Regions from separate parts of the Homo sapiens genome. Here all the other regions are linked to region 1. A link is a loop called in an ENCODE intact Hi-C map of the cell type or tissue named here. Cell type or tissue: HCT116. All regions are shown on one strand. Region 1 holds the start of LOC105377444 (a long non-coding RNA gene). Region 2 overlaps LINC00616 (long intergenic non-protein coding RNA 616). Region 3 overlaps LINC02511 (long intergenic non-protein coding RNA 2511). Region 4 has its middle 340 kb from the start of NOCT. Region 5 has its middle 230 kb from the start of SLC7A11-AS1. Region 6 overlaps LOC105377448 (a long non-coding RNA gene).

Region 1 (5,000 bases):
TTGTTTTTTTATTCATTTGGCCACTTTACATCTTCTGGTTTGAGAATTTAGTCCATTTACATTCAATGCCATTATTGATAGATAAAATTTATTACTGTCATTTTATTTGTTTTCTGGTTGTTTCATTGTTTCTCGTTGTCTTCCGTCCTTTTTCTTGCTTCCTTTATTTCTTCTTTCCTTCCTTCTTGCCTCCTTTCTTTCCTTCCTTCCTGTCTTCCTTTTTATAGAAGTGATTTTCTGTGAGAGTATGTTTTAATTTCTTCCTTTCTGTGTATTGTGTATCTGTTACAGGTTTTTGTTTTGTGGTTGCCATGAGGCTTGCAAAAAATATATTATAACAAATTACTTCAAACAGATGATAACTTAACTCTGATTATAAAGAAAGGAAAACAAGCAAAGAAGCAAAGAGAACACTAAAAAAAGTCTACTCTTTAATTCCATTCACCCTTCTTTTTGACGTTTGATCGTTTCTATATGTATCTTTTCATACTCTCTATATCTTAAAAAGTTGTAATTATTATTTTTGATAGGTTTGCCTTTTATTTATTTACTTTTTTTACTAAAGATATAAGTGGTTTGTTTACACACCACAATTACAGTGTTAGGATAGTCTGTCTTTTTTGTATACTTACTACTACCAGGGAGATTTCTATATTCAGATGATTTCTTTTTGTTAATTAGCATCATTTTCTTTCTGATTGAAGAACTCCCTTTAGCATTTTTTATAAGACAGGTCTGGTGTTGAAATCCCTCAGCTTTTATTTGTCTGGGAAAGCCTATTTCTCCTTCATGTTTTAAGGATCATTTTGCTGGACATAATGTTCTAGGTTGGATTTTATTTCCCCTGCACTCTTAATATGTCATCCCACTCTCTCTTCACCTGTAAAGTTTCCACTGATAAGACTACTACCAGACATATGGGAGCTCTTCTATATGGCATTTCCTTATTTTCTTTTAAAGCTTTTAGTGTCCATTCTTTATCCTTGACCTTTGACGGTTTTATTATTTTATGGCTTGAGGTGGTTTTATCTCGGTTGAACCTGCTTGATGTTCTATAAACTTACAGGACACAAATATTCATCTCTCTCTCTAGGCTTGGAAAGTTCTCTGTTATTATTTCTTTGAATAAATTTTCTACTTTGATCTCTCTCTCACTCTCTCCAATTTCTATAAAGCCAATCACTCTTAGATTTTCCCCTTTGAGGCTTTTTTTCTAGATCTTGTAGTTGTGTGTCTTTATTTTTTTTTCTTTTCTGTCTGTGTATTTTCATATAGCCTGTCTTCAAGTTTGCTATTTCTTTATGCTTAGTCAATTCTGCTTTTAGGAGACTGATGTATTTTTCAGTTTGTCAATTGAATTTTTAGTTCCAGAATTTCTGCTTGATTTTTAAAAATTATTATTCCAGTCTTTTTGTTGTGTTTCTCTGATAGAATTCTAAATTCTCTGTGTTATTTTCAAGTTCACTGACCTTCCTATAGACAGCTATTTTGAATTCTCTGTCTGAAAGGTCACATATCTCTAACACTCTAAGATTGGTCACTGGTGCTTTTATTTGGAGATGTCATGTTTCCTTTCAAATTCTTTTTTGTTTTGTTTTTTGAAACGGAATCTCACTCTGTCGCCCAGGCTGGAGTGCAGTGGCGTGATCTCGGCTCACTGCAAGCTCCGCCTCCTGGGTTCACGCCATTCTCCTGCCTCAGCCTCGCGAGTAGCTGGGACTACAGGTGCCCGCCACCACGCCCGGCTAATTTTTTTTGTATTTTTAGTAGAGATGGGGTTTCACCGTGTTAGCCAGGATGGTCTCCATCTCCTGACCTCGTGATCCGCCCGTCTCGGCCTCCCAAAGTGCTGGGATTACAGGCGTGAGCCACCGCGCCCGGCCTCCTTTCATATTCTTAATGCTTGTGGACATTTGTCAAGGTCTAGGCATTGAAGAGATAGGTATTTATTTTGATCTTGAGAGTCTGGGCTTGTTTGTACTGGTCCTTGAAAAGGCTTTCCATGTGTTTAGAAGGGGTTGAGTGCTGTGATCTAAGCCCGTGGTCATTGCATCCATATCAGCACTAGGGGGCTCCCTAAGCTCAGGAATGCTGCACCCTTAAGGGACTCCTAGAGGGAGCGGCAGGCTTGAGTAAGATAAGAAAGAAAATTCGTGAAGCCTTCCGTATTTTTTGGAAACCATCATCCTCAGCAAACTAACACAGGAACAGAAAACCAAACATCGCATGTTCTCACTCATAAGTGGGAGTTGAACAATGAGAACACATGGACACAGGGAGGTGAACATTATGAGAGCTGCTGGCAGTCCTCACAGCCCTCGCTCGCTCTCGGCGCCTCCTCTGCCTGGGCTCCCACTTTGGCGGCACTTGAGGAGCCCTTCAGCCCGCCGATGCACAGTGGGAGCCCCTTTCTGGGCTGGCCAAGGCCGGAGCCCACTCCCTTAGCTTGCAGGAAGGTGTGAAGGGAGAGGCGCCAGCGGGAGCCAGGGCTGCGCGCGGCGCTTGCCGGCCAGCTGGAGTTCTGGGTGGGCGTGAGCTTGGCGGCCCCGCACTCGAAGCAGCTGGTCCGCCCTGCAGGCCCTGGGCAATAAGGGGCTTAGCATCCGGGCCAGCGGCTGCGGAGGGTGTACTGGGTCTCCCAGCAGTGCCAGCCCGCCGGCGCTGCGCTCGATTTCTCACCGGGCCTTAGCTGCCTTCCCGTGGGGCAGGGCTCCGGACCTGCAGCCCGCCATGCCTAAGCCTCCCACCCCCTCCATGGGCTCCTATGCGGCGGGAGCCTCCCCAACCAGTGCCACCCCCTGCTCCACGGCACCGAGTCCCATTGACCACCCGAGGGCTGAGAAGTGCCGGTGCACGGCACAGGACTGGCAGGCAGCTCCACCTGCGGCCCCAGTGCGGGATCCACTAGGTGAAGCCAGCTGGGCTCCTGAGTCTGGTGGGGACGTGGAGAACCTTTATGTCTAGCTCAGGGATTGTAAATACACCAATCGGCACTCTATATCTAGCTCAAGGTTTGTAAACCCACCAATCAGCACCCTGTGTCTAGCTCAGGGTTTGTGAGTGCACCAATCGACACTCTGTATCTAGCTACTCTGGTGGGGCCTTGGAGAACCTTTGTGTCCATACTCTGTATCTAACTAATCTGGTGGGGATGTGGAGAACCTTTGTGTCTAGCTCAGGGATTGTAAACGCACCAATCAGCGCCCTGTCAAAACAGACCACGCGGCTCTACCAATCAGCAGGACATGGGTGGGGCCAGATAAGAGAATAAAAGCAGGCTGCCGGAGCCAGCAGTGGCAACCCGCTTGGGTCCCCTTCCACCCTGTGGAAGCTTTGTTCTTTCGCTCTTTGCAATAAATCTTGCTACTGCTCACTCTTTGACTCCACACTGCTTTCATGAGCTGTAACACTCACTGCGAAGATCTGCAGCTTCACTCCTGAAGCTAGAGAGCCCACAAGCCCACCGGGAGGAATGAACAACTCCAGATGCACTACCTTAAGAGCTCTAACACTCACCGCCAAGGTCTGCAACTTCACTCCTGAGCCAACGAGACCACGAACCCACCAGAAGGAAGAAACTCCAAACACATCTGAACATCAGAAGGAACAAACTCCAGGTGCGTCACCTTAAGAGCTGTAACACTCACCACGAGGATCCACGGCTTCATTCTTGAAGTCGGTGAGACCAAGAACCCACCAATTCCAGACGTAATTACACAGCGGGGCCTGTCGGGGAGTCGGGGAAAAGGGAAGGGAGAGCATTATAACAAAAACCTAACACATGCCGGGTTTAAAACCTAGATGACGGGTGGATAGGTGTAGCAAACCACCACCGCACATGTATACCTATGTAACAAACTTGCACGTTCAGCACATATATCCCAGAACTTAAAGTAATTTTTTTTAAAAGAAAGAATTCCCTGGGTTACTAAGGGAATTACTAAGCAAAGGCTCTCACTCCCTTCCCTCTCTTCCCGCTAATCAGAAGGAATTTCCCTTCCTGTTAGGCTGCCTGGAGTTGGGGGAGGGCAATTCTGTGGCCACCACAGCTGGGAGTGTGCTGGGTAATCGAGGGCAGCACAGTACTGGGTCTTGTCCAAGGCCCATGATGACTACTACCTGGCTACTGCCGATGTTTATTCCACGACCAGGGGCTCTTTTGTCAGTAGATGGTGAATCCAGCCAGAAATGGATCCTTCCCTTCAGGATAGCAGATTCCCTTCTGTCCCAGTGTGGGTCTAAAAATGTCATTCAGGAGCTCAGACCTGGAATTAGGGCCTTCAGAAATCTGCCTAGTGCTTTATTTTACTGTAGCTGAGCTGGAAACCAAGTTGCACGACAATGTTTTTGTACTCTTCCCTGTCCATTCTCCAAGTGAAGAGTCTCCTCCTGAGCTGTACTGGATGGAGTAGGGGGAGGGATGAGATAGACACTCCTTGGTTGCCACGGCTGGTGTTACAATGGGTCATGCACAACCCAAGTCCATTGCCCCTGAGACCAGTGCAGCTGGGACCAGGGCTTGCCCAATAACTGTAATCCTATGGCCTGACTGCCTCTCAGATTTATTCTGGGCCCCAGGCCACTTTAGTCAGTCAGTGATGAAACTGGCAGGGACTTGGTTTTCTCCCACTGGGGCAGGGCATTCCCCTCTAGCCCAGGGCTGGTCTACATGCTCCCTCTGTGGCACCAGCAGAATTCTGCCGTGTTGTGCTTCACTGTGACACAGAAGTACCGAGTTCCAATGCAAAATTCCTCACTCATGTGGCTCTCTCCCCCAAGCACACAGATTGTCTCTCTTCAGGACACTGCCAGGGTAGATGGGAGAGGACTGGTGTAGGCAATGCAAGACTTGTCTTTCCTACCCTTTTCAATGCCTTTTTCCTTGGTATTATGTTAAATCAAGATTATGTGATCACTCACCTGATTTTTGCTTCTTATGAAAGTGCTTTTTTGTGTGGATAGGTATTTAATTTGGTGTTCCCACAGGGAGATACTTGCAG
Region 2 (5,000 bases), 300 kb after region 1:
ATAGAACATTAGGCCCCACGTCCTGGGAGGGAAATAAATAGCCTTTGAAGGGTACAGTGTTCTTATAGTCTAAAGCAAATACTGAGAGGTGGAGGTCCTTATCTAGATTTTTACCTTCTCTTTCCTTTTTTTTTTTTTTTTTGTGGTTGTTGTTGTTGTTTGAGACAGAGTCTCGCTCTGTTGCCCAGGCTGGAGTGCAGTGGCATGATCTCGGCTCACTGCAACCTCCACCCCCCAGGTTCAAGCGATTCTCCTGCCTCAGCCTCCTGAGTAGCTGGGATTACAGGCATGTGCCACCACGCCCGGCTAATTTTTGTATTTTTAGTAGACAGGGTTTCACTGTGTTGATCAGGCTGGTCTCAAACTCCTGACCTCGTGATCCACCCACCTCACCCTCCCAAAGTGCTGGGATTACAGACGTGAGCCACCGCACCCGGCCTACCTTTTCAATATAAGTAAAGTTTACTGGGCTTCCTTGAAACACATACATTCAAATTTCTTGATTTCATTTATTTTGTAAAAGTATACCAGTCAAATAAAATACTACAGATTGGAATCCATGTGAGCAGAATGCAATACAAATCTTGCTGCTACAAGGGTGCACTCCTTTGCACACGTGCTCTTGGACCTTTCCTGTCTTTCAGATCACATGTTTTGAGATGCAGAATAATTTATTAGTTAGCAGAGCAATGCCATATTACCAATATGACTGATTTGAATTGAAAAATCAAAGTATTTTGTATTGCCCTTAAAGTAATCTGTTGAAAGAGACAGACGGTAAAACAGGTGTAGGGGCTCATACAATAGACATATGCAGACTTTCTCTGCACACTAATTACAACACAAAATGCCAACGAGCGAAAAATAAAAAAAAAATGAACAAGGATTTAAAATACCTGAGGAGCATTTTAGAAATTATAGTATTTAATCCTGGTAAGCAGGAAGCTGTAATCAGTCTATTTTACTATATACTTAAGCAGGGTAATAACCATTGTGAGCCATTTGATTCTCCAGACAAATGATAATTCCTCTAGTACATCTTCTAATCCTTTTTGATAAGATGATCCCCAAGTTCTTTAAAGTATATTTTCTTTTTATAAAGGAGACCTGGATTAGAGTCACGGATTCCTAGCTTCAACTAGGCCAACTTTCCTCCCACAGAAGGAGGGACAAATTTAAAACATTCTTTTTAAGGTGTATTATAACTAGTCGACTTAACGTTATTCAGAAATGTTCAGAATTATATACAGAGTGGTGATATTTTTAATAAAAATAGCGTATGTTACAATTTTAAAGTTCATCTGTGAAATCGATAGTTATGAAATGTTTTTCATCATATTTCAAATTTTGACCATTAAACTTTCCTATCAAGAACTACATATAAAAGCTCTCTTACGTTTAAGCTGTTTTTAAAAGTAAACATTGGGCCAAGCGTGGTAGCTCACGCCTGTGATCCCAGGACTTTGGGAGGCTGAGGCGGGAGGATCACGAGGTCAGGAGATCAAGACCATCCTGGCTAACATGGTGAAACCCCGTCTCTACTAAAAATACAAAAAATTAGTTGGGCGTGGTGGCACGCGCCTATAGTCTCAGCTACTTGGGAGGCTGAGGCAGGAGAATCGCTTGAACCTAGGAGGCAGAGGTTGTGGTGACCTGAGATAGCGCCACTGCACTCCAGCCTGGGTGACAGAGCAAGACTCCATCTCAAAAAAAAAAAAGTAAACATTGATAAACCAGGAGTTAAAAAAAGCAAATTTCCTTGCAATAAAAGTATGATAAAATGTCACTAAAATACCATAAATTAAATTTGTATATTATTAATTATAGTTTTCAAGCTAGAATTAGTAAGAACACTGGTACCTATTTTTGAATCTTAATGAGATACCCAGCAAAGTGCCAAGGTTATTCTTTGGTAAATATGAACAAGATATGAAATATGAAAGCACCTGAATTTAAGATAAATAAACCTTAGAGGTCACTGGGTCGAGCCTCTTTAATTTGCACAGGAAGTTTAAACTGGGAAAGACATAGATATTTAAATATCCAGGCATTTAAATATTTAAATATCCAGGCATTTTCCCAGCACTGGTAATAAAGGCCAAACCCCTCAATGATGAATATATGTTGCAAGTCGTTTTGATCTGATAGCAAACATGCTGATTCATATTTTCTATTGACTAATCGACATGACATTGCATTACATACTAATCTAAAGGAAAGGCATTCTGAATCACCTCCTTTGTACAGGAGCAAATCTGGACTTGCAAGGAGATTTGCAAATATGAGCTAGTGCTAACACTGCTAAATCTAGTACCTAGGAAGTTAGGAATGAAGAGCAGACAGATCTTGTCCCTGCCTTGTTAACACTGAAATATCAAAGCAAGTCCTCAAGGATCTTACTTGCATTAAGGGCCTTTTGGTCTTGTGATGGGGAGGAAACTGAGGCAGAGCCTTCTGAACTGGAAATGGGAACTCAAAGTATGATGATTAGGGTCCCATGATAAAAGAGGGTTAAAACATCTTTAGTTCTTCAGAAATATGCTCTAGGGCTATAGGAAATGTTCCCACAGTTAGATGGAAGTGAGAGGGCACTATAAGGATCTAGAGGAAGGTAAAGTAAATAGCATTTATTTAGAACTTACTACATGTCAGACACTAAGCTAGATTGCTTGCATTAAAATATTTTCTCGACTCCTCGAAATTCTATGAAGTAGATATTTTTCTCTGAATGTGTGAGTTCCTTTGAGAAGACCACACATAGAATACATACGTTTATTAGTGGGTAGGAAAGATTTCTACTCCAACCCTAACGGAGCCCAAATCAGCTATGGTTATAGAATAGTGATAAAATGCACTTTCCAGAGCCAGACTAGCTGGGTCCAATGCTGGCAGGCCAGCTGAATGATAGAGAGAAGTCACTTCCTGTAAGCATTAGTTTTATCTGCTGTAAGACAGAACTGATAGAGTGTTTGTGGAAGTGAAACCAGGTAATGTGGGTGCAGATCTTAGCCCAGTGCCAGGCATCCAGTGAGATCTCAGCCCCCAGATCTTGCTTGTATTATACATCTTTCCAGCAGATGGAGCAATAAACCTATAAAAGCAGGGTTCTTGAGGGACCCAAAGGCCCAATCTCCTCAGAGGGACAATGGGAAATGTTACAACTTAGGGAAACACTGTTTCCTCTTGGAGAAAGCATTATGATGGCTCATAGCAAACAGTTTGGTTTGGAGCCAACTTCAGAAGACCCAGAAAACCAGTACAAGATCTGGGGACCTCAGAAATCTGTAAGAGGAACACTGATATATGGAAGGCCAGCAACCCTGACACTGGGGACCAAAATAGCCAGTGTTGAGTCAGCCGAGTAGGGCTGCCTGCAACATTTTCTCAGCTCATCACAAACTTCCCAATGTGGAGGAAACTGAACTCCTGAGGCAAGATGGGGGAATAATAATGATAACAGCTAGCACAAATGTTATCATCTCAGAATAGTGTCCTAAGTTAGAAGGAAACTGAGTGGTTAAGTAGCCTTCCCAAGGTCTCAAAGTTAAAAGTGATGAAGCTGAGAGTCTTACTCATTATGGGTTTCTATGGAGGTCCAGAGACACCATCTTAGCTCCCTGGTGCTCTCCTGTGTCCCAGTGAAAGAGTGTCTTAGTCTCCCCAGGGGTCATGGCTTTGAAAAGGAGAGTGTGACACGGAAGAGGAATCTTGTTTTTATAATTTTCTGTCTCAAGTTTCTTCAGGGTCCCTCTACAATAAAGGTACAGAAGATTATTCTCTATATACCCCAACCTCTTTGTCCTTCTCCAGCCTCACCCCAAAAGTGTTTTTGTTTGTTGTTTTTGTATAATTGTGCTTCAGAGTTATGTTTAGAAAGTTCTTCAATGGAAACAAAAAAACAAAAAAGATTTGTTGATGTTTGTATCATTGAGTTTCAGTGAAAGAAGCGGAAGCACTAAGAGATATATACATACATAATAATTTTTAACAGATAGTTGACTTCTCAGAATTGTGAGGCGGGCTTAGTAGTGTCTGTAAACGGTCGCCTTTATGTCTTGTCAGAGATGTTGGAACCAGAGCAATTCCATCTTGAATAGATGCTAGGTAAAATAAGGCTGAGACCTACTGTGCTGCGTTCCCAGGAGGTTAGGTATTCTTAGTTACAGGATGAGATAGGAGGTTGGCACAAGATACAGGTCATAAAGACCTTGCTGATGAAACAGTTTGCAGTAAAGAAGCTGGCCGAAACCCACCAAAACCAAGATGGTGATGAAAGTGACCTCTGGTCATCCTCACTGCTCATTATACTCTAATTATAATTCATTTGCTTACCAAAAGGCACTCCCACCAGTGCCATGACAGTTTACAAATGCCATGGCAATATCAGGAAGTTATCCTATATAGTCTAAAAACTGGAGAGACCCTCAATTCCGGGGTAAAAGGGTAAAGATTTTACCCCTTTCCTGGGAAAGCTCATCAATAATTCATCCCTCGTCTAGCATATAATCAATAAATAACTACAATTATACCAATCCAGCAGCCCATACCACTGCTCTGACTATGGAGTAGCCATTCTTTTATGCCTTTACTTTCTTAATAAACTTGCTTTCACTTTGCACTGTGAAATCGCCCTGAGTTCTTTCTTGCACGAGATCCGAGAACCTTCTCTGGGGGTCTGGATCAGGACCCCTTTCCTGTAAGAGTCTGATGCTGGAGCTCAAATTCTATAGGTCAGACAATCAGGATGGGAAAGTGGATGTGAAGTAAGACACAGAAAGAAAACACTGGAACCCACAAATACAAGCCTTTGAACCTGGTAGAATGGGTGTCTAAAAAAAGCTGGGACATTTATTCAACACACACACCTGCCTGGAAGTCAGAAAAACTAAATGCTTTCAAAGAAATGTGGAACAGTTGCAGGCCTGGCTGCTGCCTCACAACAATAAAGTGAACCAGCAAATAAGCAACAGTGTGTGAGAGTGAAAACGGCTGTTGCTGTA
Region 3 (5,000 bases), 610 kb before region 1:
GATTGCAATTTAGCCTTAAACTACTTAGCTTTAAAACAAAACAAAACACAGAACTGTTGTTCAGAATTTATCTTACTATGTGTTTTACTAGCTATATTAAAAATATCTCTATTAGAGACTTATACAGATTCTGATGTAGTCTATTAAAAATATATAGATGAGGGATTATATTGCCATTTCCTCAGGTCTTTAAGGAATTAAGAAGCATATAGACTAATGAATGACTAAAGAAAACATGATACATATACACAATGCAATATTATTCAGCCATAAACAATAAGGAACGCCTGCAACAGCATGGATAAACCTGGAAGACGTCATGCTGAATAAACTAAGCCAGGCACAGAAAGACAAATACTGTATAATCTCACTTACATGTGCAATCTAAGAAAGCTCAACTCATAAAAGTAGAGTAGAAAGGTGACTTCAGGAAGTGGGAAGGTGGGGGACGTGGAGAGATGCAGGTAAAACGGTGCAAACTTTCGATTGCTAGATGAATAAATTCTGAAGCTGTATAGCATGGCAACTATAGTTAATAATACTGAATTGTTTACTTAAAATTTGCTAGAGTAGATCTTAACTGTCTTCAGCATGCCTCCCCCAACACATAAAATAGCAACTATGTGGGGTGATGGATGTGTAAATTGATTGTGGTAATCATTTCACAATTTAGACATAGACTCAATAATCATATTGTATATTTGTAATATATTGAAATTTTGTCAGTTATACCTTAATAAGGCTGAAAAATAAATATAATGATCTAAACATGTTTTAAAAAATGTATACAGACTTTTCGCCAGTTACTCGATCCCCACTTGGTAAATCTCAAATGATTATACACTGTATTCAAAACTACTAAATGTAGGTTTTACTTCTGGCATGAATACTAAATTGCAATATGATCTTATACAAGCTACTTTATGTGCATGAGCAATTTTTTTAATTAGTCAAATGAGTCCATAGTCATATTCTACTCATTGCATATTAAGAGAATGCAGATGCCTATCCAAAAAAGAATGATGAGGAAAGTACTCTCAGAAATACGCTATCATGTAATATACAAATAGTATTCACAGATTTTAAAAGGCAAAGTCAGTGAGTATTTTATATCAAATTCATATTTAAATATATAATGGTGGCTGAAGACAGTATCACTAATATATTCCAAGTATTTTTGCATAGGTAATATTAATTAAAATTCAATTTCAAACCAAGAGGACACCATTTTGTGTCAATATAACTCAAAACTAATTATATTACTTGGGATTTTAAAAAATAAAAGATTATAAAATTATTAGCAAGCATATTATCCTTATTTATATGCTCAATAATAAATGACATATTTGGCTTAAAGTATCTTTCCAGTTTTATTTGAAATATTAAGGAAATATATCTCAATCAACTCTTCGCTGGGATCTCCACATGTCTACAAGAAAAAAATCTGTAATCAATGAAAACATATCTGTCTGGATTCAATAACTAGAACTTGGGTGTGATTATTAAAATAGTTTAATTATAAATTTAGCTTTATTCTTCAAGAAGAAATAAATAATAAAAGAATTTGGTAGGCTGAACATCAGATAGCTGTGAACTTTAATTGCAAGGTAGGCATTTTGCAGTGTTTGTCTTTCTGAGAAATATTTTACTGTGATTAGGTAGAATTCTTAGGATATACCATCACTAGTTATTATATAATTGTATTATTTGTGTGTATATTTATGTTAATATTTTGCTTGCTTTGATTTGCTTTGGTTCACTTAGAATAGTCAAATTTTATAAAGTTGTCAGAATTACTCAGCGCAATGGTCAGTTTTATGTGTCAACTTGGCTACACCATGGTACTTAGTTTTTAGTCAAACAGTAGTCTAGATGTTGCAGTAAAGTTATCTTTCCGATGTGATTAACAATTAAATCAATAGACTTTGAGGAAGACAAGATTACTCTCCCAAATGTGAGTGGGTTTCATCCAGTTGGTTGAATGCCTTGAAAGGAAATTTGCCTTTAGATTGCCTTTGAGCTAGAGACTAAAACATCAATTCTTCCCTGGGATCTCAAGCCTGTCAACCTGACCAGGAGATTTTGAACTTTCTAGTCCTAATAATAAAATAAAATAAATCAATCTCTCTCTCTCTGTCTCCCTCTCTCTCTCTGTCTCTCTATCATCTATCTCTCTCCCTCTCTTCCTTGAGACACACACACACACACACACACACACACACACACACGCTACACCCCATATTGGATATTGGTATTGTTATTTTGGAGAACCTCGACTAATACTAATGGCTAATACACTAATACGTATGTGTCTGCCAGACAGAGAGAGAGGAGAAGGAGGGAGAGAGATGGAGACAGAGACAGAAGTAGAGCAGCTATTCTTGTTTATTTGATCTGTTTCTTTGTAGCAGGAAATATTCAACATTCATAACTTCGTGCACAGAGCAAAAAAATTAGTTGAAATGAAGACAGAACTGATTGTAAACTGTGTTATTTCCATTCCAATAAGTTCTTATAGGATTATTAGTGAGTATTTAAAGAAATCTACCAGCCATAATCAAAGCTATCAAAAGGAGGAATCCAATATATCAAAAAAGGAAAATAAACGTGATAACGACAGCTTTTCTTTCCAAAACAAGTAAGTAAAAGCCAAAGTAAATAGAATATCCTATGCCACGGCAGCAGGTAAATGCTTACCACGTTTTTCTAAGAATAAATGTTCTGCACACATTGATAATTTATATGTTTTTGGTATGAACATCTGTGGTTTAATCATTGTTTTTGCAGTAGAGCAAATGTAAAGCATATTTTACCTTAATTAAATCATTAAAGAGAAAATAGCCAAAAGCATAAGGCTTTTGAGAATGCTGATTTTAACCACATCACTAGGAATAGAATAGTACCTTGTTCTCTTTATAGCTGTGTTATAGCTCCCTGAGTAATTCAATTACAGTACAGCATTGAAGCCTATCTGCATAGTATTAACTGTAGTTAAGCTTTCCAGTCTCTAGAGGTCTCTGTACATCACTTTTTCACTCACTGCCATCCTTGCAGGAAAACAGACACTTCAGCTTTGTCTGGACAGACTGCAGCTCTCCAAGGAACTTAAATGTTTCACTACTGTGTTTTTCCCCATCCTCATATATTCTAACATAAATTAAATTATAAGGCTTTAGGTACAGTCAAAACAAAAGAGAAAAACGTTTTCTATTTATTTTTAAAATTTTTACAAGGAGAATGTTTCCTTTTTGTGATTATCTCAGGTGTCCCTATTCTGAAACTGTTTTGGCTACCTTGTTTCCGAAAGTGTACATAGTACTCATGATTCTGTATAGTATTATATATAGTACACAGGGTTTAATTTGACAAATATTATTTTCATTTATAAGTGCTTTAGGATGAGAAAGACATTTATTAATGCCACAGTTCTTCGTGAAATTACCTCGAATGCAGCACGAATATTGAATTCAACACTTGAAGATGATCGGCTCTTTCATTAACATTCTCATTTTTTACCAAAACTTTGGCACACCATCAGGGAATAAAACTTGCATATAAATTAGCATCTGCCACTGTGACTCAAATCCTGAAAACGGCAAATAAAGTAGAACCTTGTCTTCAAGGCTTAAGTTTCATTTTGCTTAGTTTCTTTAATAAGATTGGACAAACCCCTCCCCCTAGGATTCTGGTTTATGGGGAAAGCTGCGTCACGTTGTGTGACTTGCAAAGCTGGTCATATCTGTCATTGGGGGTTGGGGACCAGCAGGAGGCAAGCAGCATATTTTGTTATAGTAAGCAAAAAACATGAGTCAATGGGAGATCTAACAGTGCTGGGGCAAAGTTTTGACCAGAGTTCTATGCTATTGAAAAATGCTATTTTGGACATATGTAAAGTTATTTTCTAATTTTTGGTGACACTCAATATTTATGATCAAGTATCTCTTTTATTGCAAAAGTTAAAGCTTAGGATATATTGGACACTAAGAATAATACATATATAAACTCATCTAATCCTCATAACAATTCATCTTGTAGGTAGTATTATTAATAACTTCATTTTAAAGGTGAAAAAACTGAGGCAGATAAAGCTTAATAAATTTTCTCTTAGGGCTGCGGAAGTAAATGATGGAGCTGGAATTTAAATTCAGTCTGTTTTCAGAACCTGGACCCTTAACACCTAGATTCAACCACCTCTCAGGTAGATATATCCTTCCACAAATGAGGAGAGACATGGAATCAACCAATTGAATCAGCTGAAGGAAGTGCCTTGCCAAGTTTACGGTTGAGACCAGAGGCAAAAAAGAGAGAGCAAAAAACAGTGCAAAAACTTCAGAGGCTTTCTAATCAATAGCATCTCTGACAAAATGGCTATTTGATCCAGGTATTGTGCCATTAACTATAGACTTTTCTCTGCTTGGAGCAAAATATTAAAGTAGTATTCCTTCTAACGTCTTTTTTCTTTTTTTTTTTTTTTGAGACGGAGTCTTGCTCTGTCGCCCAGGCTGGAGTGCAGTGGCGCTATCTCGGCTCACTGCAAGCTCTGCCTCCCGGGTTCATGCCGTTCTCCTGCCTCAGCCTCCCAAGTAGCTAGGACTACAGGCGCCCGCCACCATGCCCAGCTAATTTTTTGTATTTTTAGTAGAGACAGGCTTTCACCGTGTTAAGCCAGGATGGTCTCAATCTCCTGATCTCGTGATCTGTGCTGGGATTACAGGTGTAAGCCACCGCGCCCGGCCTCCTTCTAACATCTTACTGCAGAAGAGATGTCATCTATTTTTTTCCTTTCTATAGAAGATAAAAGAGATTGAGAAAGAGAAAGAGAGATGTAGAGAGATTGGTGCCACATCTACACCTGTTTCATTGGTCTGTTTCTTTGTAACAGGAAATATTCAACATTCACAATTTAGAGTATGGAGCAAAAAAATAATTAAAATAACTACAAAATTGATAATATTTGTAAGTGTGGTATATCAATATTTTGTGATAGAAAAAACAAAGGC
Region 4 (5,000 bases), 950 kb after region 1:
CTCCATAGCTCTATCTGAATGACTAAGATTTGTGGAAACTCAGTCCTTGTCTTTCATTCTTAGTGCGAGATACTTCATGCTCCTATCCCTTTCTTGTTGTATCTAGTTTGGACCATATATATTTGGTTCATGAGGCCATTTTTTAAAAAGCTCATTTTCATAGACAAACTGTCAATTGGTCTTATATGTGCATTAAATCACTGAACAACTTTGAAAAATCTATGCTAAACAGAGCATGTGCCTTACAGGCTGTGGGACACTAAGTGGGTGGCAGCACCCTTGCAGAAGTCCACGGGTCATGACACTAAAACATATGGTGAAGGTACGCCCAGCTAACTCATTTTACTTTGACAGAATGCAGTTTTCATTGGGATTAAGATCTCTTACCACCTGTGTGTGGGGAGTGCAGGACAAGAAACCATAGCTGAATAGGTAAAATTCCATTCTCCTGTCCCTTCGCAGATGCTAATGAGGAGTGACATCACCAAGATGCAGTAGCAGAGGGGCATGGTGAGAAACAAGAGGGCTTGGTGGGATATAATGGAAAAACTACGTTAATACCAGGGGACTAAATGTGCAAGGCAGCCCTGCTGTGTGGCAGTGCGACGGTCAAGCCCCACCAGAAACAAACAAACAAAAATCACCTCTCTGTTGGCATCGCAGGTACAATCTAGTCTTTCACTGCCCAGTATAGTCTCCACTGGGCCATAGGTAATTTTAACTTTAAATTAGTTTCAATTAAAATTTCATTTCCTCCATCGCACTGGCCACATTTCTAGTGCTAATAGCCACATTTGGTCACTGCCTGCCACACCGGACAGGGCAGTTACAGAACATCTCTATCATCACAGAACATTCTATTGGACTGTGCTGCTCTAGCATGTTCTGCTCTAAGACATGCTCTGACCTGTAGCTTCAATGGGTAGACATTCTTGAGCCAAAAGAAAGCCTTAAAAAGTCATGTGCAAGGGAGAAAGCTTCCATTACACACGGAACGGAGCAGCCTGCTGGGGACAGGAGAGACACAAGTAGTCTGGCAGCTTCCAAAATAAGCGCTGAGAACTCTTCACAAATGCAGCCCAAGAGGATACAGAGATGGGATCATCTCCTTCCAAAATCGACTGCTCCTCTCCCTCTGCCGGAGGGTTCAGCTGAGAGCAGCGAGTTGAGGAGCAATTCCTCATGTAAATTAAATGGAAAGGAAGGGCTATCCTGGCACTCAAGGATTTGGAAGCCAATAGCACCAACATGATTAAATAATTGAACTGTCTCACCTTGCCCAGTCAAGCTGGATTCCAACGAGGGTAATTAATCTTCATGTGCCTGTTATTCCCTGCCCTGCTCCTGTTCAAAGTCAAGTTTCTCAACCTGACTGTTTCTTGCAAGAGAAGAAAAGGGAGGAGGAAGCAAAATAGGAGGGCTTCCTCATAGAAGGGCATTAGTACCGAGAAATCTTCAAGTCTAGTCTTAGTGAAACTCCCCTAAAAAGGCAGCATTAATGCTGTAATTGTATGCAACGTTACATGCACATTTCAGAGAAACGAAAATATTTAGGGTTTATAGTTGTTCTTAAAGATTAGATATGGGCTGAGCACGCTGACTCATGCCTGTAATCCCAGCACTTTGGGAAGCTGAGGCCGGTGGATCACAAGGTCAGGAGTTCAAGACCAACCTGGCCAATATGGTGAAACCCCGTCTCTACTAAAATTAGTGGGGCATGGTGGCAGGCACCTGTAATCCCAGCTACTCGGGAGGCTGAAGCAGGAGAATCACTTGAACCTGGGAGGCAGAGGTTGCAGTAAGCCGAGATCATGCCACTGCACTCCAGCCTGGGTGACAAAGCAAGACTCCGTCTCAAAAAATAAATAAATAAATAAATAAATAAATAAATAAATAAATAATAGATTTTAGGACTTTCCTTCAAGAAACTCTCGGTCATTTTACTTCCACTACCCCCAGAAATAAAAGAGACAGTGACTGAGACAGGCAAGGAGGCCAAGTAAATGTCCCCAGCCTTACCTTAGTTCCCAAGTTAATCATTGCTCAAACGCAAAGCCCAGGTAGGGGAAGGAGGAGCTGGTCATAACATGTGTTTAAATTCATTAATTCACTCAACAAACATTAATTGAGTGCCTGCCATGCCAGGCACAGTTCTAGGAGCTTGATGTATCATCTCTGAACAAACAGACATGATCCCCGGACTGGCGGAAATCACATTCCTAACACTCATACTTGGGTCTTTCATTCAACCACACTTTATCCATTAATCATATGAGTCAATTTTAAAAATACAAAATTTTAGCATATATTTATTTTGCATCACTTTCTATAATATGATAGCTTGACTCCTATAAAAGTGTTTGTGAGGGTGCATTAAAAATAACTATAATCCCCAGGAACTTCCCAGAACTATGCACACTGTGAACCTGGTTTTACACCAAGAAGGAGAGAGCTTTCCAGCCAGGATCTATACACGTCCACCCAGCTCCACAAAATGATCAGCCAATAGCAAGGTGCAGCCAGCTGTTGGGCCTATCTCTGCTCTGAAAGAAGTAGATACAGGACAGTAGTTGTTTGACACAAAGACAAGGACAAGTGAGATGAGATGAGAGAAGCAAACAAAAAGTAAGAAAAATGAAAAATAATCTCACTGAATCATCCACCACCCCTAAGTATGTATTAATGGACCGATAAAGTATGCCCTGGAGAGTCTTAATACTACAATATTAAAACCCGTGTACCAAGAAAAGCAAAGACGGCACTTTATAACAAAGAGAGTTTGGGTTCTGTGTTGTTGGTTTTCTGGTTCTTGCTAATGTTCTGGTTTTTAGCTTTGCTCACTTAGATGTTATTTTCCTTTAAAGGGCTGCTAGCCACAGAGACCGTTTTCCAAACAAAGTGCAATGCTGCCCCCTGGTGGTCGAATAGTGTGAGAGCACCTGTAGAAATCGGGCATCTCTCCTAGTTCTGCCTAGATTTCGTTTTGCTATCTTTTCATCCTCTGGAGTGCAAATATTTCTCCCTTAAAGATTCTCAGCACAGAGATATTTTCTGGATCACCTGTTTCACACACTAATCAACAGAGCATTTTATCCTAAAATATGAACTGTGTGCTGATTACAAAACAAGCCGTGGTGGTGAGTTAATTTTGCTTATAAAAATTAAGCAATCTCCCTGGAGGAAGCCCAGAAATCAATCCTATTTCATATAACCTTTAGAATTCTGATTGGAATTCTCACTGGAAAGACATTTACTGAGAACTCAAGCTCAAGGAAATCAATGCCTGGGTCTAACAGACATTCCACTCCCAGACAAATGTATTTGATTTCAGATCATCCTTCAGTCTTTGTACTGGGAATAAACCTAAGACCAAAAGCTCTGAAAATAACAATGCAGGCGATACACCGCACTCTCAGAAGCCTCCTTCCCGAAATGCATGAAAACACAACAACTAGCTTAGAGAAAATTATATCAAATGAAAACACGTGGGGAGGGGTTGGCCGTAGAGCTAATCAGGACATAATTAGCTGAGAAGTCCAGGCATATGATCTAGTTTTCTGCAAACCATGATCCCTACCACCTGCATCAGGGTAACTTGGGAGTTTGTTAAAAAGGCAAATTTGGAGACTCCACCCAAATCTATTGAATTCAAAACTCTGGGGATAGGACCCAGAATTCTGCATTTTCCAGGCTCCTCGGGTAATGTGCACACTGAATTTTGAGAGCCATTGAGTAACACTTAATAAAATTTTAAATTTCCATTGAGAAGATTTCCTATTCAGAACTTCTCAAACATTATAAAGCTATAAAAAATAAACATATCAATTAATGCTTTTCCTTGATTTTCTCCAAAATTAAAAGGATATTTCTGATAATGGAAAGGCCCTGCCCAACCAATAAACAATGATCACAGCCAACCAAAATCAAGAGTATCACTTGTAATTGCTGATGATAATTTCTAATTGTACTTGTTACCGCAAAGCCATTCCTTTGAAAGCCCCATCAGTAAGTAGCATGAAGTGATTCATTAAACAGAAGCATCCACTAAATCAGAGGAGAAGACAGCCTTAAGATTACTACACAGATTTCTGCCCTCACAAGAACAACCTGACTAAAACAAGCAAAAGAGAGAAAGAGAGAAAAAGAGAGAGAGAAAGAAAGAAGAAAGAAAGAAACAAGGAAGGAAGGAAGGAAAGAAGGAAGAAAGAGAAAGAAAAGAAAAAGAAAAGAAAGAGAAAGAAAGAAAAGAAAGAAAGAAAAAGAAAGAAAGAAAGAAAGAAAGAAAGAAAGAAAGAAAGAAAAGAAAAGAAAAGAAAGAAAGCAACAAAAAAATGCAAGCAACTAACATTTCCCTGTTTTTCACCTCTTCTAAACTGCATGGCTGTTCTTGGTGCTGCCTCCTGCTCCCCTCCCTCTCCTGGACCATGATTCCTGCCTCTCTCTATCATCATTTTATAGCCACTTGTCATCGGGTCCCGTTCCAGGCTGTGGTGAGAATGGTGTGTGCTCTGGTCTTGCCAAGCCCAGGCAGAGGTGCCAGCACAGTCAGCTGCCTCCACACAGGCTACAGCCGTTGAGCAGATGCCAGCACCAACAGGTTGCATTTCATTGTTCCCCTTTATCGCCTGAATGCACCACAGGAGGAGAGGGCGCGGGATGGAGAAAGGCTTGTGTTTCTGCCTAAAGGAATCGGCATGCGGCTTAAAGAGGGTCTGCCTGCTCCGCTTGATCCACCCAGCATCCCTCAGTCACCAGCAGAAAGAGAAAGAGAAGCAGATCCCGAAGGTTTCACAACCTACACACGTGGAGGGCAGCGCCTCCGCTCCACCAGGCCGGGATCTCCCGAGACACCTTTGAAATCTCCCTCCCTCCTACACCACAGGGGAATCAGGTTACAGTGGAAATCTAGAAATGCCCCAATGGTCAAGCTGATGACCAAGAGCAATTTCGGCAAGGGAAGATCTGAAAGCACAAATGACATCAGGAAGAGAGGGAGGGAT
Region 5 (5,000 bases), 130 kb after region 1:
AGGATTGCTTGAACCCAGGAAGCGGAGGTTGCAGTGAGCTGAGATTGTGCCATTGCACTCCCACCTGGGTGACAGAACAAGACTATGTCTCAAAAAAAATGAAAATAAAAATAATAAAATTATATATTTTGTTATATTTTAATTTTTAAATATAAAATTATATAAATGTACATATATATTACTAATAGGCACCATAATTTATTTAGCATTAACTCAAACTAATTACCTGTGGGTCTTTTTACAAATTCTGAGTTTATAATTTTGGTAGAATCTCTGCAGAAAATTGTGATGAACAGTCAAGGCTGATAAATGTTTTCCCATTATAATACATTTAGTTATTCCCAAATTCCAAGTTGTGTAACAAATAATGCAATATTTTGGATTCTTCATTGCTATGTATTTTCTTAGGGAACCCATTAGATTCAAAATCCCTGGACCAAAGGCCAAATCTAAAAGTTTTGTAAAGTTTCTGATGCATATAGTCAAATTGCTTTCTAGAAAATTCTCAGAAATCTGATATTTTATATGAAAACAACTGTCTTCCCTAGGATGAATTAATTATTTTTTAGATTTATGTTTGATTTAAAAAATGGAATCTCTATATTTTGAGGTTTTTGTTGTTGCTGTTGTTTTCTTTTTTGAGACAGAATCTTGCTCTGTTGCCCAGGCTGGAGTGCAGTTGCACAATCTCGGCTCACTGCAACTTCCGCCTCCAGGGTTCAAGAAATTGTCCTCCCTCAGCCTCCCTAGTAGCTGGGATTACAGGCGTCCACTACCACACCCAGCTAATTTTTGTATTTTTAGTAGAAACAGCATTTCTCCATGTTGACCAGGCTGGTCTTGAACTCCTGGCCTCAAGTGATCCACCTGGCTCGGACTCCCAAAGTGCTGAAGTTTAGGTGTAAGCCACTGCACTGGCCTTATATTTTGTATTTTTAATGATGTTTCTCCTATATGTATTTAAGAATTGTGTACATAATAATATAAAACGTTTATCACATTAGTAGCAAAGTTTTTTCTTCCTTTTTCATTTTTATTATAATATAATGAAATACTAGGTAAAAGAACATGCTCTGGAGTCAGACCAGCTGGGTTTTAATCCTGACTCTCCCCTTATTGTCTATGTTACCCTCTGTAAATATCTTAAACACTGTTTCTTAGTTTCTTTATCCATAACAGGGGGACAATAATAGCACCTATTTCACCAAGTAATTATAAAAATTAAATATGTTAATAAATGCAAAAGTTTTAGAAAATCTCCCATTTCTTGTTGGTTGCCTTTCTGCAGGAACTGTAATGTTAGATTAGATTACCATTCTCTGTTCTTCAATATCCAAACCAACTGTTTCATTGAAATCAATTTCAATCTTCTCCCACTGCATTATTGGTAAGTCTTTTATGTTTAAGTTTATGAATCAAATCATTGATTAAATTTTCCATAAATTTCAGATATGGCCTTCCCCACTAGGATAGTTTGTATTTTTAAGCTTTTTTATTTTTTAACATCAGTTTATTTTCTTTGCATTTTTGTCTTCATCCCAATTTTTCTTTTCTATTATGGGTTCAAGCTCTTGTTTCTTAGAGGTCATTTCTTCTTTGATATATTTGATAACACCAAGCATATAATATGATACTTTCATATTTTAATTTTAGAAATTATTTGTACGGATATGCTTTGTGTCTGCTTTTCTCCTAATTGTTTTTCTTGAAGGAGGTTATGCTTTAAAAAATGTTTTTATCTTACTCATATTTGAATAGAAAAGTATTTATCTAGGCCTGCTGTTTTGCCAGTGAGCATGGTAGATAATGTACTTTTGGTCTCTCTAATTGCTCATATGGACTCTAGCAAAGTGTTGCTCCCACCCCAAAATTGACCTATGCCAATTTGAAATGCCCTGCATCTTCTCATTTAATGTTGGTACAATTCACTGTGATTGAAATTTATTTCAATATATTTACAGACCATGAGGGCTAAGAAACATTGCCTAATGAAATACATAAAGAATTACATTGTTAAAAATCATGCCAGACATATTGATTGTAATGATTATCATAAAACATGTATTATTATCAAAGTAAATTAACCACATCTAATTCATCAGTGTTATAGCCAGTGACAACTAGAATTAGAGAATATTAAAAGTAGAATGAAACATTACTATCCAGTTCAAGTTCAGAATTTTGTACGTATATGTACATATATAGCCCAGAAACCCAAAGATGTGAAGAAATGGCTAGAATGTGGCAGAAACTGGAGTTTGACTCAGATTCCTATATTGTAGTGATTTTTCCATGATGCTCCATTAGCCCTTAAGTTTCAAGAATCAGGATAATTGGCCAGGAAAACACAAAATTTTCACTAATTTAAAAGGTAGATATCATTGGAAAAGAACAGGCAAGTGACAACCAACAGAGAGTAAAGACAAACACAGTATGAGAAATTCTTCCAACAACCTCTGAGTGGATGTCATTACTTTAGGAAGTGATAATGTGCCCAAACAGCCATGGGAAGATGATTATTTAAGAGGCTGACATCTGAAAATGGAGATGCATAATTTAACTCTCACCTGGGATTCAGTATTAGTGGATAAGGTAAAATGGACAAAGCATGAAGAAATTGCACTGTTTTTTTGTGGGAAAGATTCGTATATCAAATCCATCACTTTAGGAGTTACCAAAGCCCAATGTCTCAATGGTAGAATAATAAAAGTGGAGCACTTTCTTGGTCATTCAGTTATTTTAATTAAAAATGAAAAAATCTACATAATGAAAATCTGAAATTCCATTTGCAAGTTCATCTGGACAAAAGATCATTTCTTTTTCTTCTTTACCTTTAAAAACATATGACTAAAAGCATCAAGTTTCAAGAGAATATATATTCATTGCTACTGTATTGGTCATCTAATAGTTATATTTTTATAAATAAATGCAAAATGTAGTGTTTTGTCAACTGCTAGAAAAAAATGGCTGTTTCAATTTGGTTATGGACACACTCCTGCCACCTGGTGTCATATTATCTAAATTACAGAATCACATCTGGAAATGCAAAAACATTTTAAAAATTCAATTATTTAAAGAAAAATATTTCTATGTATCCTGTGTATATTAAAATTAATTTTGAAGCAAAATGTAGACATTATTACAAAACCAAGCTGTGATGAATAAAATTATTTAGAAATGCAGAAAACTATTCAATATTATAATCATTAAAAATAAAATTTGAATGCACTTTTTGGTTTGTATCTTTATAATGAAAGACTAAATCAAACGTAAAAAAAAACCTTCATCTTATGCTATGAGTGAAGGTAACCTCTGTATTGCTATTATTTAACGCAAAAAAACCTGATGTTGTCATCCATTTAAATAAGTATGATAACTAGAATCTTTAGTAAAAGAAACTTTTGGAAATACTATAAACTACTTTGGTTTTGTCTGTTCATCTAATTTCACATGCAAAACAAACAGTGAAATACAACAATTATAAAACATCTTTATAAATTGATAATGCATTAATGTATTTTTGCAAATCCTAGTCAGCTCAATTATATCCTTGGCATTCAGAAATAATCACTTATACTCTCTAGCAATTCTTCATGACAGCTAGTCACTTTATCTGATTTTATGTCTATGACTGCTTTTAGAAGATCTAATATCTCCTAGTCAGAACATTCAAACCAAACTTCTCACATTGTATCATAGAAATTAGATTTTTCACTTTCTCTTCAGTGACATTTTCCAAATTATGTACTTACTCACTGATTATTTTAAATAAATTTGAAAACACTAAAATAAATAAAAGTAAGCTGACTTCAGCATTCTATTATTAACATGATAAGGTATATTGAGAAGGTAAGAGCATGTATCACTTCTCAAGCTCCACGGATCATTCTGGTCTCCATCTTAGAACACAAAACTAGTCCTCTCAGGTGCACCAACTGGAAATATACTAAAAGGTGTATTTTCTTATGGTGTGTATTGATTACTTTTATAACTCTGTTTTGGAGTTTATTTTTATGTCAAAACAGATTATTGATTGGAATAATGAAATATATCATCTATACTATCCTTTTGGCCCTGTTATGAAGTCAAGGCTAGGAAAATTATAAATTTGATTAAAACATATTGGAATATTTTCAGCGCGGTGTTCTTTGGTTTCTGTGCAATGAAGTTACTTCTTTATGTGATGTAATATTGCTGAGTGATTGAGACAGAGAGTTGAAGTTTGACTGCTGAAGTTCAAATGGCAGCTGTACTATTCCAAGCCTTATGGACTTGGAAAAATTGGATAACATCTCTAAGCCTCAATCTCCTCAATATTAAGTAAGAATATCAGCCATACCCAGCTTTATTTGGGGATCCACTGAGTTAATGCATTTACATGGTGTTTGGCACATGGTAAGTACGCCATAAAATATGTTTATTGTTCATAATAAAACTATTAAAAAAACATAATTGTATTTATAAAGATTATATAACATTTTAGATATTCAGGTAATTATTAATTACCTGAATTAATTTCAGGTATTACCGCTTGCTTTTACAACTAATCATTTCAAAGTCTTATGCCCTGAAGTTAAAAATGTTAGTATTAGATGTATATTTTTAATGAAACCACTTTGGGAAAAAGTTGTTTGAAAATAAGGATTCATTTTAGTGCTTAGTTTGCATTCTCAGAATTCAGCTGAAACTTGGATGTTTGGTAAAATCATATTTTACAAATATCTTGATAGCTAGTTGAAAGCTATTATGAGATAACACTAAGCAACATAAATGTAATTTCCTTATATGTTCATTAAATTGCTCAAAATAGTAACATTCTTAAAGAAATGAAGTCTTTTTATCCTTGTGGTTGTGGATTTTTATATATAAACTGTATGTGTATATATGTATATGTATGTGCATATGTGTACATACATATACAGTACATATATAGATACACAGGTTTATATATGTAAACTTCTATTTAATGGAGAAAAATTATTCATGGCAAAAAAGTAAAG
Region 6 (5,000 bases), 1.1 Mb after region 1:
GGAGGGGAGGGAGGAGAGAGGAGAGAAGGGGAGAAGGAGGAGGGGATGGGAGAGGAAGGGAAGGGATGGGAGGGGAGGGAAGGGAAGGGGAGAGAGAGGGTGAGGGGAGAGGGGAGGGGAGGGGGAGGCATTGCAGGTGAGAAGTCATTTGAAGTATCAAAAAGAAACTGATATCCTAGAATAATGCATCTGCTTCCTGTATTATTCTATTTCTGAGAATGAAGAAACACTTCTCTCACCTAAGAGTCACTGCTCTGTTTATGTTAGAGTCTAAATATGAGTGTGTGCCTCATCGTACACTGTCATCCCTTTTGCAAATGGCCACATGAGCCTGGACTAAATATGGGATGACTATTTAACATTATGGAAACTAGAAAAACACCACCAAACTCTGGAAAAGGAGAATATTTACAAAGTAAATGCCTCCTACTTGTGATAAACACAGTAATAAAAAAGCTATTAAAAATTATTGCACCACATTCTACTTTGAGAATCTTGGTTTGATTTCTTTGAAAAGCAGCAGAATTTGTCCCCATTTGAGGAATGAGGATGTGGTAGTTTTTATCCTTTTTTTTTTTTTTTTTTTTTTTGAAATTGTAAGGTTTCAAGGATTCTAGATAAATCTCTGCCTCTGGAAGGGTCAATCTGAAATAACCAGATTTCAGATTGTGACACCTACAAAATATGGAAATGAACATATTATCTCTGTGCCAGGCCCACAGCCAGGCCTGCATGCCACTCACTCATCCTGCAAGTAGTTGGAGAGCCCACTCTGTACCAGACACCATGCCAAGTGCTGGGCATACAAGAGTGAAAAAGACACACAAGCCACCTGCTCTCCTAGTGCAGTTCCAAGAAATCAGTTTGGAGAAATGGCTGTGAACCCCTAACAGTTGAAATTTCAAAGGAATTGTAACTCAGCATCAAATTAAGTTTTAGGTGTTTTGCTTTTGTTTTGTTTTTTTTCTCTAATCTCACATTTTGCACATCATAAATAATCATCATGTAAAGAGTTCACCAGTAAAGCACCAAAAGGTGCATCGTAGTCAAAAAACGTCAGCCCTTTTTGCTGCATGGCACTGCTAAGAAAAGGATCACTATTAAGAATAAATTGACTGGGCACGGTGGCTCACGCCTGTAATCTCAGCACTTTGGGAGACTGAGGCAGGCGGATCATATGAGGCCATGAGTTCGAGACCGGCCATGGCCAACATGGTGAAACCCTGTCTCTACTAAAAATACAAAAATTAGCTGGGCGTGGTGGTGCACATCTGTAATCCCAGCTACTCAGGAGGCTGAGACGGGAGAATCGCCGGAACCTGGGAGGTGGAGGTTGCAGTGAACCGAGATTGCACCACTGCACTCCAGCCTGGGCGACAGAGCGAGGCTCTGAAGAATAAATGGATATGTAGATGTAGGTTTGGTGCTAACTGTTTTCATACATAGATTCTGCTGCTAATTATATCATTTAGCAATTTTTTTTATGTTCTTTGATTTCCACTTCCCAGGTAACAGGGAAGGCTGTAGGAAGGGAAGAGTCAGGGGCAACAAACAAATGGATTTCTGTCCCACTGACATTTTATTCACTCAACATTTTGCTCCGTATTTAATAGGTAGATACATTTTAAGTGAAAGAAATTAGTCTCTGTTTTCCCCTTAACTTCTCTTCGAAAATGAATGAGATTTTTTGTAAACCTGTCTCTCTAATCTGCAGATTCTGTTTCAGTGGATCAATGAGAAAACATTTTGACAAGTCAAATGTTCATTTTTTAGGGGAAAAATAGCCCTCTCTATCTAGGCTGCCAAGACTGTGGCTTATGTGTTCTTAGGCCCTCAAGCTATCAATCTGCATTTCACTGCAGGCATTGCCCAGATGTCTTGGTCAGTGCACATTAAAGGCTTAGTTGCTGGCTTCTTAGGAAAGAGATTTAACATTAGCACATGTTCGATGTAAAGGAACATCCTTCTCCATTGAAAGAGAAATTTTATTTCTCTGGGAGAAAAAATTACAACGTGTAGTCACTAGGATGCATTATGAACCTGTTATTGCGTGTGGGATTTATGATCAAGGTCTCTTCTCTTCCGCAAGGATTCTTCAGCTAAGGGCGGAATTACAGATTTCAGCGCCCACAAAAATGTTTCACAGACCTTTGGCCCCATCTAGTGGCCATATCCTGTCAGGTCTCCCAAGCTTTTTCCTCTTAGAATTTGAAGAGAATGAGAGGCTCTGGCGGTGAAAGCTGAAGAGTTCATACTTTATACAGGCTTGACAGAAGACTACAGTTGGCCAGCAGAACTGTTGTGCCTCAGACCGGTGCTGGGCATATGACATTTCCTCATAGATTTCAGAGAGAGAGCTGCAATCGGATTCTGTGGCATTTAGAAAGGAGCTATTTTCAAACAAATCTGCAAAGTGCTAAGCTGTCTCTGCTTAGTCATTGGCTTGAAGCATACTCTGAAATGCACAAATTGCCTGTGTGTGTGTACACATGCAGGCACATGTGTGTGCATGCGTGTGTAGGTGTGCATGTGCGTGGAGGGCGTTGTAGTATGAAAATGTGCAGGGTTTGTGTGAACTCTGCAGTGCCAACTGGCATCAGGAAGGGACATATGGAAAATCACATTCCACATGGCCTCTAAATTTAGCTAAGCTGTCAATATCCTACACTAGCGGGGCCTTCTTTCTCCATGCTCTGGTTTAAAGGCTTAAAAACGGAAGCCAAGTTTAGCCCATTTGAAAGCTCAGGCGGTTAATGGTGCTGTCCGGAGGGACGTCAAACAGCAGCTTACACTATCCGCGGCGTGCAATCAAGATCCCACCCGCCTCACAGAAGCAGCGGCTCGGAGTCAGTCCCCTCTCTCTTCCACCCTACACCTGCCAACAGGCACGGAAACAAAGTGGTCAGAGGCAAGGGGGATCTGGGCCTTAAAGTTCCCTCTTTTGTTCTGCTAAGAGTAAAGGTCAACAGAAGTTAGGCATAGATGGAAATCCAGATTCCCTTAGACCCAGCAATTCTGTCTTCATGGAGGGAGGAAGTGCTGGAGATCGGGCTTCGGCAGCACTATGACAATGGCTATGAACATCTGTCTTAAGATGCTCTCAAGAGCAGACGAGTGGCCGAGGGGGGTCACAAGTTGACGTGGAGAACTCCTCCACTCACTTCAACCCTAGCGGATCATAAATCTAGTCATCATTGCTCTACTTTTCCCCTGCCCTATTTATTCTTATTGCCCTATTTTTTAAATTATTTTAAAATTATTTTTACATATCAGTAGGGAATTTAAAAGTAAAATGTGGGTAGGACAGAAATTCACTTTTTTGATTCCCTAGTCTGTTTAATCCCCAAGCAGAATGTATGCCTTACCCTCAAAAAGATATGTTTCCTCATTAACCCCCTTCCTGTAAAATAGGGCTATTAATAGTATCTACCCCATTGGGCTACTGTGAGAATTAAATGTGTTAATACATGTAAAACACATATAACAGTGCCTAAGCTCTCACTCAATAAATGTCAGCTATAGGTACTAAAATAATTCTAGCAAGTCAAATGAGCAGAGACAGAAACTAGATTATTTGCTCTTCAAAAATTCTTTTTACAGGTTTCATGACTATGTTTGCTTTCAAGAAATGCAGGTCTCCCTTCCAAGACCTGTAACTCTTTAAGGAGGAGATGACATTAAGAGATCCTCCATGGGACTCTACAGCCACCAAATTCCATCCACAACTCAGGAGACAAAGAGAATTTGAATGGGAAGATGTGGACTCTTACTGCCAACAGGCGCCTGGGGATGCCTCCTTGATGATCACACTAAAAGTCCTCCAGGACCCTTCAGAGAAGAGGCCCTCACTGTCAGCAGCTGTGATCACCTGTACTGGAACCTCTGAAAACCCTCAGGAGGCATTATAGATGTATGCTTCAAGTTTGGGGGCAGTCTTGGAATTTTAATTCTATGAAACTATCTGAACAGTCCACTCAGGAGAATGATTGACATACCACGGGTGGGAAAAAATTGCTTTATTATTCATCCTTACTGGGAAGATAAGTAATTTCAGCCTGACAAAACAAAAATGAGAAGAGGCAGAGAGAGTAAGCAAGTGAGATACAGAGACAGAAAAGCAGGTGAATGTATAGAGAGATGATAGATAGATACATAGAGGATAGATAGAAACAGAGACAGGTAAGTAGATAGGTAATTGGTAGATAGATATAGATACATACACAGATACGTGGATAGTTAGATACATAGATTATGATACATGCAAATACGCATGCCTAAATACATACAAATAGATACACAGATAATGACACATACATAGATGCAGACATACTTACATACATAGATAAATGTGCAGGCTATAGAGGAGAAGGGGAGAGCAAGAAACACACTAAATCAACCTTTTTGTTCCTCACCTGAGAAACATAATGGCATCCTACATTCCAGCTTGTACATCATCCCTTAAAAAGCTCATTGAGAAGTTTGGTCATGATCCTGTCCTTATCCCAGAGCTCTTGGGAAACCTTGCCATTAACTCTTACAATTGCTCTACCTGCTCATTCACTCCTGGGAAAATGTCAAGATCTTTTTCCTTTTGTGGAACAGAGGCTACAGTAAAGGCACTTTTCTTTTACTGAGACTTTTTCAGAAGGGTTTTTTTTCCCTCCTACTATTCCAAAGATTTTATTTTAGACTGCAATGGAAAGCACAAAGAGGCATTCAGCTCAGGCTGCAGATTGCTAGAAAACCCTTCACATGCCACAGAAATTAGAGAGGCAGCCGCACTCATCAGCAATAGTGTATAAATTTGGAAGGAGTGATTTTATAAAATCAGACCATTTTAGAATGAGGAGAAACATTAGTTCATCCTCTTCATCTGCAAGACGAGGGGACTGAGGTACTTAGGGTCTAATCTTTGACTACTCAAAGTGCCTCACTTTTCTCATCTGTGAAGCACCGGAATGACGGCACGGTGACTGAATTAACAACAGGTTGGTATTCAG

Evidence for each region. A loop is a pair of places that touch in the nucleus more often than their neighbours do. Peaks named below come from ENCODE experiments on the same cell type or tissue, not always from the same donor. Only the 100,000 strongest peaks of a DNase experiment are listed, where the experiment ranks them.
Region 2: it touches region 1 in a loop (2.3-fold over the local background); 3 of 110 quality-filtered maps call a loop at or near these places.
Region 3: a loop joins it to region 1, with 2.2 times the contacts of the local background. A loop is called at or near these places in 3 of 110 quality-filtered maps.
Region 4: it touches region 1 in a loop (13-fold over the local background); 10 of 110 quality-filtered maps call a loop at or near these places.
Region 5: it touches region 1 in a loop (9-fold over the local background); 7 of 110 quality-filtered maps call a loop at or near these places.
Region 6: a loop joins it to region 1, with 13 times the contacts of the local background. A loop is called at or near these places in 6 of 110 quality-filtered maps.

The regions. Positions count from the first base shown.
Region 1 is chr4:137,731,273-137,736,272 of GRCh38, forward strand. LOC105377444 (a long non-coding RNA gene) reads right to left here and starts at 3,685. Exons shown (of 2, transcript XR_939236.1): 1 at 3,648-3,685. In HCT116, a CTCF peak has its summit at 2,064 (motif pointing right); a DNase peak (open chromatin) is centred at 2,089.
Region 2 is chr4:138,032,865-138,037,864 of GRCh38, forward strand. All of the region lies in intron 8 of LINC00616 (long intergenic non-protein coding RNA 616), which reads right to left. All of the region lies in intron 3 of LOC105377447 (a long non-coding RNA gene), which reads left to right. Among named protein-coding and RNA genes, the nearest start is that of SLC7A11-AS1, 54 kb to the right of the region's middle. In HCT116, a CTCF peak has its summit at 3,047 (motif pointing right); a DNase peak (open chromatin) is centred at 3,117.
Region 3 is chr4:137,121,469-137,126,468 of GRCh38, forward strand. All of the region lies in intron 1 of LINC02511 (long intergenic non-protein coding RNA 2511), which reads right to left. Among named protein-coding and RNA genes, the nearest start is that of LINC02510, 70 kb to the right of the region's middle. In HCT116, a CTCF peak has its summit at 3,013; DNase peaks (open chromatin) are centred at 3,033 and 3,723; H3K4me3 peaks cover 1,001 bases.
Region 4 is chr4:138,678,281-138,683,280 of GRCh38, forward strand. No RefSeq gene overlaps it. Among named protein-coding and RNA genes, the nearest start is that of NOCT, 340 kb to the right of the region's middle. In HCT116, a CTCF peak has its summit at 2,916 (motif pointing left); a DNase peak (open chromatin) is centred at 2,931.
Region 5 is chr4:137,858,876-137,863,875 of GRCh38, forward strand. No RefSeq gene overlaps it. Among named protein-coding and RNA genes, the nearest start is that of SLC7A11-AS1, 230 kb to the right of the region's middle. In HCT116, a CTCF peak has its summit at 3,001 (motif pointing left); a DNase peak (open chromatin) is centred at 2,995.
Region 6 is chr4:138,869,063-138,874,062 of GRCh38, forward strand. The region is part of intron 2 of LOC105377448 (a long non-coding RNA gene); the gene reads right to left. Among named protein-coding and RNA genes, the nearest start is that of NOCT, 140 kb to the right of the region's middle. In HCT116, a CTCF peak has its summit at 2,170 (motif pointing left); a DNase peak (open chromatin) is centred at 2,169; H3K27me3 peaks cover 557 bases.